Regions from separate parts of the Homo sapiens genome. Here all the other regions are linked to region 3. A link is a contact called in ENCODE Hi-C or POLR2A ChIA-PET data. All regions are on one chromosome and are shown on one strand. The core of a region is the stretch at or near the end of the contact, and the rest is flanking DNA. Distances in the headings are between cores, read along the strand shown.

What was found. Hi-C counts contacts between places; a loop is a spot of excess contacts on that map. ChIA-PET counts read pairs that join two places held with the same protein, here RNA polymerase II (POLR2A). Pooled maps may share reads with other maps.
Region 1: a loop to region 3 is called in a pooled map, with 3 times the contacts of the local background. The contact joins the enhancer-like site here to the promoter of ZNF106 in region 3. A Hi-C loop is called at or near these places in 1 of 168 maps with a recorded cell type or tissue (CD4-positive, alpha-beta T cell) and 9 of 50 pooled maps. POLR2A ChIA-PET finds 5 or more read pairs at or near these places in 3 of 52 experiments (A673, PC-9 and T-cell).
Region 2: a loop to region 3 is called in a pooled map, with 4 times the contacts of the local background. The contact joins the promoter of NDUFAF1 here to the promoter of ZNF106 in region 3. A Hi-C loop is called at or near these places in 1 of 168 maps with a recorded cell type or tissue (CD4-positive, alpha-beta T cell) and 8 of 50 pooled maps. POLR2A ChIA-PET finds 5 or more read pairs at or near these places in 1 of 52 experiments (K562).

What each region holds. Positions count from the first base shown.
Region 1 is chr15:41,427,940-41,430,915 of GRCh38, forward strand. All of the region lies in intron 1 of RTF1 (RTF1 homolog, Paf1/RNA polymerase II complex component), which reads left to right. Among named protein-coding and RNA genes, the nearest start is that of RTF1, 12 kb to the left of the region's middle. RefSeq lists an enhancer at 1,635-1,854. Within about 2 kb of position 1,657, at least 3 of the 41 ENCODE cell types and tissues checked have a DNase peak (open chromatin) inside an H3K27ac peak, as active enhancers do.
Region 2 is chr15:41,401,097-41,403,796 of GRCh38, forward strand. It overlaps NDUFAF1 (NADH:ubiquinone oxidoreductase complex assembly factor 1), which reads right to left and starts at 1,400. Exons shown (of 5, transcript NM_016013.4): 1 at 1,048-1,400.
Region 3 is chr15:42,489,754-42,492,723 of GRCh38, forward strand. It overlaps ZNF106 (zinc finger protein 106), which reads right to left and starts at 1,388. Exons shown (of 22, transcript NM_001366845.3): 1 at 1,227-1,388. It also overlaps a transcript of SNAP23 not described here. RefSeq lists enhancers at 861-1,050, 1,101-1,150, 1,451-1,560.

The DNA of each region.
Region 1 (2,976 bases), core at 407-2,906, 1.1 Mb before region 3:
CCACACCTGGCTAATTTTTGTATTTTTAGTAGAGACGGGGTTTCACCATGCTGGCTAGGCTGGTCTTGATCTCCTGACCTCAGGTGATCTGCCTGGCTTGGCCTCCCAAAGTGCTGGGATTACAGGCATGAGCCACCATGCCTGGCCGCCTTCTTTTTTTTTTAATTTTATTTTTAGAGCTGGGGTCTCACTGTGTCACCCAAGCTACATGGTGGGACATTTTCTAACTTGGTTACATTGAGATTACTTGAAGAGATAAAGGACACTGTCACTTTGGGGGTTCTTGTTCCAACCCCTCTACTGCAATACTGATATCCCTTTTTTTTTTTTTTTTTTTTTTTTTTTTGAGATGGAGTCTCGCTTTGTTGCCCAGGCTGGAGTGCAATGACGTGATCTCAGCTCACTGCAAGCTCTGCCTCCTGGGTTCACACCATTCTCCCGCCTCAGCCTCCCGAGTAGCTGGGACTACAGGTGCCCGCCACTACACCCGGCTAATTTTTTTGTATTTTTAGTAGAGACGGGGTTTCACTGTGTTAGCCAGGATGGTCTCGATCTCCTGACCTTGTGATCCGCCCACCTCAGCCTCCCAAAGTGCTGGGATTACAAGTGTGAGCTACCGTGTCCGGCCCCCTACTCCTTTTTTTTTTTTTGAAGACAGGGTCTCACTCTGTTACCCAAGCTGAAGTGCAGTGACGTGGTCATGGATCACTCTAGCTTTGACCTCCTGGCTTCAAGTGATCCTCCCTCCTCTGCCTCTGGAGTAGCTGGGATCACAGGTGTGTGCCACCATGCCCAGCTAATTTATTTATTTATTTTGAGACAGAGTCTTGCTCTGTTGCCCAGGCTGGAGTGCAGTGGTGTGATCTCAGCTCACTGCAACCTCTCTGCCTCCTGGGCCCAACCAGTTCTCCCACAGCCTCCTGTGTAGCTGGGATTACAAGCATATGCCACCACATCTGCCTACTTTTTGTATTTTTAGTAGAGACGGGGTTTCGTCATGTTGGCCAGGCTGGTCTCAAACTCCTGACCTCAAGTAATCTGCCCATCTTGGCCTCCCAAAGTGCTGGGATTACAGGCGTGAGCCACCACTCCTGGCCACAGCGAATTGATTTTTAATTTTTTGTAGAGACAGGGTCTCCCTGTGTTGCCCATGCTGGTCTCAAATTCCTGGGCTCAAGGGATCCTTCCTCCTACCTTGGCCTCCCAAAGTACTGGGATTACAGGCCACCTGTAAGCCACCTGTGAGCCACCACGCCCAGCCAATATTCACTGTTTAAATCAACCAACAGTTTTGCTATGAAAGGGACACTAGGAAGTAACTTCTCGGATTTAAAGCTCTGCGAATTACTCTTTTTTCCTCGTCATCTCGTAGATCCTTCCACTTCTCTCTGTCCCTGTGGCTACTTGTTTAATGCGACTGCTGTGGGTTCCTTCTGAGTCCTCTCTGTACTTCCACCCTGGCCCCTCTAGTCTGTTCATCTACCAGTTGTAGTGCTCTTTTTTTTTTTTTCTCTCTCTCTCTCTTTCCAGGAGTGCTCTTTTAAAACCCTTGCTGGATTGGGTTACTCCCCTGCTTCAAACCATTTGATGGCTTCCCACTGCCTAACTTCCATGCTCCTCACCCTGTTTTATAAAGCTCAGAAAGATATGTTTTCTTCTTACCACTAACCCACCGCATTCAATTCTCCTGCTTGCCTGCTAAACTTTAGTCACAGTTTCTCTTTCAGTTCTTTGACTAAGCCAAGCTGTTATCAGCTTCAGGGCCTTAGCTGTTCCATCTGAAGGCCTCTGTCCAGAAAACTGTACCATCTTTTCCTCTCGTGAAGTTTCTAGTCTCAGCCTCAGTGCCTCAGAGAAGCCTCTCTAACCACCCTACTGCAGATAGCCCCTGCACTCATTTGATTCACTTCCTTCTTAACACTTACCATTAGATGGAATTCATTGTTTCTTTACTTGTTCATTGTTTGTCTCCCATACTTGATTTTAAATTCCATGAGGTCAAGGACCATGTATCTTTTCCTTATTTTTTCTTTGTTTTTAATTTAATTTAATTTATTTTATTTTTTCTTTTCTTTTTTTTTTTTTTGAGACAGAGTCTTGCTCTATTGCCCAGGCTGGAATGCAGTGGCACGATATCAGCTCACTGCCATCCCTACCTCCTGGGTTCACGCAGTTCTCCTGCCTCAGCTTCGTGAGTAGCTGGGATTACAGGTGCATGCCACCATGTCTGGCTAATTTTTTTTTTTTTTTTTTTTTTGAGACAGAGTCTCGCTGCCCCCTAGGCTGGAGTGCAGTGGCGCGATCTCGGCTCACTGCAACCTCTGGTTCACTACAACCTCCACCTCCCGGGTTCAAGCGATTCTCCAGCCTCAGCCTCCCAAATAGCTGGGACTACAGGCGCGTGGCACCACACCCAACTAATCTTTTGTATTTTTAGTAGAGACAGGGTGGGAAGACTTTTTTGTTGCATATTGGTCTATTCAGCTATTATGAGCCCTCAATAAGAATGTAAAGGACTGGCTGGGCATCGTGGCTCACACCTGTAATCCTAGCACTTTGGGAGGGTGAGGCAGGTAGATTGCCTGAGCTCAGAGGTTCAAGACCAGCCTGGGCAACATGATGAAACCCTGTCTCTACTAATAATACAAAATATTAGCTGGGCGTGGTGGTGCATGCCTGTAGTCCCAGCTACTTGGAAGGCTGAGGTGGGAGAATCGCTTGAACCTGGGAGGCAAAGGCTGCAGTGAGCCAAGATCATACCACTGCACTCTTGTCTAGGCGACAGACCAAGATTTCATCTCCAAAAACAAACAAAAAGAATATAAAGGACTGAGCTAAAAAGTAATCTTGCTGTGAGTTTTCCCAGTAACTTCCTATACAATCCTCAAGTTGTGGGAAGTGCATCTTGTATCTTTCACACTGTTAAGAGAGTCTTTGCTGTCTCCATACTATTGTGGGTTTTCTTTTCTTTTTTTT
Region 2 (2,700 bases), core at 150-2,649, 1.1 Mb before region 3:
AGGCGGGCGCCACCATGCCCGGCTAATTTTTGTTTTTGTTTTTGTTTTTTCAGTAGAGATGAGGTTCCACTATGTTGGCCAGAGTGGTCTCGAACTCCTGACCTCAGGTGATCCGCCTACATGGGCCTCCTAAAGTACTGGGATTACAGGCGTCAGCCACGGCGCCCAACCTTTTTTTTTTTTTTTTTTTTTGAGATGGAGTCTCGCTCTGTCACCCAGGCTGGAGTGCAATGGCACGACCCTGGCTCACTGCAACCTCCGCCTCCCGGGTTCAAGTGCTTCTCCTGCCTCTGCCTCCCGAGTGGCTGAAATTACAGGTGCCCGCCACCATGCCCAACTTTTTTTTTTTTTTTTTTAAGACAGAGTCCAGCTCTGTCCCCCAAGTTGGAGTGCAGTTGTGCGATCTCGGCTCATTGTAACCTCCACCTCCTGGTTTCAAGCAATTCTCTTGCCTCAGTCACTGGGATTACAGGCGTGCGCCACCACGCCCAGCTAATTTTTGTATTTTTAGTAGAGACAGGGTTTCACCATGTTGGCCAGGCTGGTCTCGAACTCCTGACCTCAAGTGATCCGCCCGCCTCGGCCTCCCAAAGTGCTGGGATTACAGGCGTGAGCCACCGCGCCCAGCCGACATTATCAATAAGGTTTGTTGATAAATCAAAACCATGTAAACAGTATGTTTTCACATGTATTATAAACGTTAAGGGAACCAGGAAAAATTAACAGTTGATCTGAGGTCCCGGAATTATGGATAATATTTAAATTCCCCCGCGCCGGTTGCACTTAAATGATTTTACCTCTACACATACCGAAATTTGAGAAACAAATGATAGCTCATAAAATGTTTTCCAAACCCTCCGTAGTGTTACTTCTCTAATAATATAACTTTAATTATAAATGCTTTGTTTCATTTTTTTTTTTCTACCAGTAAACAGAAAATCTAAACTATTAACTGGACAATACCGCCCTGAGGTTGACGGTGGGTTTTGACAACACAATCCACGCAGCTAGAAGTGAGTAGAATTAGTAAAGCTATCCATGCCTTACCATGTGCCAGAAACTGCTCTAAGTGTTTCACTGACGGCTCACAACAATCCTGAGAGAGGTACTATTATTATTTCAATTATAGAGACGAAGAAACTGACGTTCCAAGGCTAATTTACCCGAGGTCACACAGGTAGTGAGTGGCAAAATTCTTCCGCCTTGGCGTATACCTCCCGCACTCACGGCCTGGCCTCCGGAGGCTAGACGGTTCGCCGCGCTGGGGAGGCCCCCTCAACCCTCAAGTGCCAGGGCTCTGTCGCCTCCCCACACCCGGGACACACCAACCGCCGGCCTGCCGCCGCTTACCTCCCCGAGCCTATAGTGTACCTTCCGCCCAGAAGCCACTTTACCCGTATAGGTCCATCTGCTTTTCCCTTCCGATGCCAAACAAGGCGTCAGAACACCAAAGTTCCGGCCGAGTACAGAAGCCCAGGAAGGACAGCAAGGACCCCGTAGCCCAGCCAACTGAGGTTTTTGGAGGTTTTTGGTCCACTTGGTCGCCAGTTGTAAGGAAGCAGTGAGAATTCAGATAAGTTTTTCGCCTCTCCTTCCTGTATCCTTTCAGGCGGCAAACTCCATCCCTGCGTCTTTTTTTTTTTTTTTTTTTTTGAGACGGATTCTCGCTCTGTCGCCCAGGCTGGAGTGCAGTGGCGCGATCTCGGCTCACTACAACCTCTGCCTCCCAGATTCAAGCGATTCTCCTGCCTCAGCCTCCCGAGTAGCTGGGATTACAGGTGCGCGCCATCATGCCCGACTAATTTTTGTATTTTTAGTAGAGACGGGGTTTCACCATGTTAGCCGGGATGATCTCGATCTCCTGACCTCGTGATCCACCCGCCTCGGCCTCCCAAAGTGCTGAGATTACAGGCGCGAGCCACCAAGCCCGGCCCCCTGCGTCTTTCAAATAGAACCCAGTTATTGCTAACGCGCCTGTATCCCTTCCTTCCTTATCTGTCGCCTCGGTCCCCACAAGAACTGCCTGAGGCCTCAAAAGGCCGATTCTGCTGGAATTGCCCCCATGAATTCTTGAGGACCACCACGCACCTGGACAGCAGCCCCTCCTACCAGCCCTTCCCGAGTCTCGCCCCACACGGTCGCCAGTTGCTCAGGGCATCTGTTTGTACCTTGTGCACACCTCTCTTAAAGCACTTTTTTTTTTTGAGACGGAGTCTCACTCTGTTGCCCAGGCTGTAGTGCAGTGGCGCGATCTGCAACCTCCGACTCCTGGGTTGGAGCAATTCTCCTGCCTCAGCCTCCCAAGTAGCTGGGATTACAGGTGTGTGCCACCACACCCGGATAATTTTTGTATTTTTAGTAGAGATGGGGTTTCGCCATGTTGGCCAGGCTGGTCTCGAAATCCTGACCTCATGATCCACCCACCTCGGCCTCCCAAAGTGCTGGTATTACAGGCGTGAGCCACCATGCCCGGCCAAAGCACTTAAACATTGTTTGTTTTTGTTTTTTTTTCTTACTGCCAGGGAAGACAGAATCAACATTGTATCTTTCACTCACTTCTCACTTCCTTTGCCACGCTGTGAGCTTTCTTGGGTCCAGACTGCGCTGTTTTTCCTTTCCCCAGAATGTACCATAGCGGCGGGAATTTAGTGCTTAGTGTGAATTTGAGAGCATATAGTTCCGTAACACCTTTGTTCTCTA
Region 3 (2,970 bases), core at 138-2,637:
GGCCGGGCGTGGTGGCTCAAGCCTGTAATCCCAGCACTTTCAGAGGCCAAGGTGGGTGGATCACCTAAGGTCAGGAGTTGGAGACTAGCCTGGCCAACATGGTGAGACCTCGTCTCTACTAAAAATACAAAAATTAGCCGGGCGTGGTGGTGGTGCACGCCTGCAATCCCAGCTACTCGGGAGGCTGAGGCAGGAGAATCTCTTGAAACTGGAAGGCGGAGGTTGCAGTGAGCCAAGATCCCGCCACTGCACTCCAGCCTGGGCGAAAGAGCGAAACTCCGTCCTAAAAAAAATAATAATAATAAAAATAAATAAAAATACAAAAAATTAGCCAGGTATGGTGGTGGGTGCCTGTAATCCCAGCTACTGGGTAGGCTGAGGCAGGAGAATTGCTTGAATCCAGGAGGCGGAGGTTGCAGTGAGCTAAGATCGCGCCACTGCACCCCAGCCTGGCAACAAGAGCGAAACTTTGTCTCAAAAAAAAAAAAAGAAGTTATTTGTGCTTTGAATAAACTGGATATAAACCATTATGGTGGATACAGCACTTATTTGCTAGGTAAGAGAACTTCGCTTACCTAGGATGACAGTCTCAAGTTGCTAAAAGCCACGGATATCTCAAACTTCTCAATAAGATGCCTTAATCTTACTCTCAAAGATGATTACACAACAAATTGAAAGGGGAAGAGGATGTAAAGCATTTCCTCTCCACAATTATACACCGAGATTCGGACTAAATATTAAACGGACACAGTAAGCTGTTGTTACTATTTGTTATTAGTTGTTATTATCAAGACGCATCCCACAAGGAGAGAAACGAAAGGAGGAAAAAGAACGGAGGTTGTCAGTCGCGAGAGGTTGAAATGTGTCCCTGGCCTGAGACCTACGGGCTTTAAGGACCAGGGTCTTTGGACTCCCTGCCCAACTGGGGACGAAGGAGGTCAGTGGCTTCCCCTAAAGGTCAAGGCTTTGGAGCCACGTTTCCTTCTGGGGCTGGGAGCAGAGCTGGAACGCCCCCGCGAAAATCCGTACCCCGAAGCCAGCAGCACCGCCTGCCCATAAACCCGCGCCGGCTCTGGGAGAGTGGACCACCAGGTTGCCCCTGAGCCGCAGCCTGCAGGAGTAGAAACCCGGTGGTGTCTTGCAGCCCCACAACCTCCCTAAGGGGCAGACGACCAGGACCCTTGGGCTCCGATACGCTCAACGCAGGCCGGCCCGTCGATACTCACATTCACAGCCAACCCCTCTTACTCCATCAGGCCGCCGAGAGCCAGGCGAGGGAGCTCCCTGACGCCTCAGACGCCCCCTTCAGTTTTGGGTCCGGGAGCCTGCTCCGGACCCGCTCCCCGCCGGGCCCCGCCACAGCCGCCGCCAACGCGCAGGCGCACACCGAAGCCGTCACGCTCGCTTTTTTTTCCTTTGCCGTCCGCAGTTCTCAATAATCTAGCTTTATTTGAACACAAGAGAGTGAACAACGGACACACAGGAAGAGGTTTTTCTCAAAAAGAATGGAGGAAGAACAAAGGCAGGCCCGCTTGCGGGAGAGTCAGTACGCAGCGTTGGACGCTATGAACAGCCTCCCTGGTCCCTTTTTCATTCTCCTTGTTTCTCCTTGTTCTTTCCCGGCCTCCCTGTAGCTCCTACTCTCTTCCTTGGTGTCCCGCCATTTCCTTTAGTCAGTGGCAACTGTTCGGGCTACATTTTGAAAACACTCCTTCCTTGTAAAACTTTCTGAAGTTGAATGGAAGGTGCAAGAGCTTTAGAACAGCCAGACCTGAGTTTCAGATCTTGGACTAGCTACGAATAATTTGTGACTTTGGGTAAATTACAATTCTTCTTGGAACCTCAGGTTCTTGAGTTAAAATTAGGATAATGTTATCTCACAGGGTGTTGCTAGGATTAAATAACATAGGTCAAGTGTTTATCTATGAATGCTGCCTATCACAGAGCAGACATTCCATAATACTGACTTTATTCTTACTCATGCCTAAGGTATTTATAATATTTTTTAAGTAGAGACGGGGTTTCACCATGTTGCCCAGGCTGGTCTCAAACTCCTCGGCTCAAGTGATCTGCCTGCCTTGGCCTTCCAAAGTTCTGGGATTGCAGGTGTCAGCCACCGCGCCCAGCCTACATTTATTATTTATTTATTTAGTTAGTTAGTTAGTTAGTTATTTTGAGATGGAGTCTTGCTCTGTCGTTCAGGCTGTAGTGCAGAACCGCTCTCTTGGTTCACTGCAACCTCCACCTTCCGGGTTCAAGCGATAATCCTGCCTCAGCCTCCCAAGTAGCTGGAATTACAGACGTGCACTACCACGCCCAACTAATTTTTGTATTTTTAGTAGAGATGGGGTTTCGCCATATTGGCCAGGCAGGTCTCAAACTCCTGACTTCAAATGATCCGCCCACCTCGGCTTCCCTAAGTGCTGGTATTACAGGTGTGAGCCACCGCGCCCGGCCGCCTATATTTATTATTAAACTTAGCCCATACCCATTCCCTCAGAAACCTAATTTTAGTGACTAAGACTATCAGATAAATGAAATGACATTCAGGTTGATAATTATGTGGAGTGTCCCTCCTATATTATTGAGATTATAACATCTCTGTTTAACAAGACCTTCAACGTCTCAAATAAAAGTAAGCAGCGGTGGGGCACAGTGGCTCACGCCTGTAATCCCAGCACTTTGGGAGGACGAGGTGGGCAGATCATGAGGTCCAGAGATCGAGACCATCCTGGCCAACATGGTGAAACCCCTTCTCTACTAAAAACACAAAAATTAGCTGGGCGTGGTGGTGCGTGCCTGTAGTCCCAGCTACTCGGAAGGCTGAGGAAGGAGAATCGCTTGAACCCGGGAGTCGGAGGTTGCAGTGAGCCGAGACCTCGCCCCTGCACTCCAGCCTAGCGACAGAGCGAGACTGCGTCTCAAAAAAAAAAAAAAAAAAAAAAAGAGAGAGAAAAAAGAAAGGAAGCG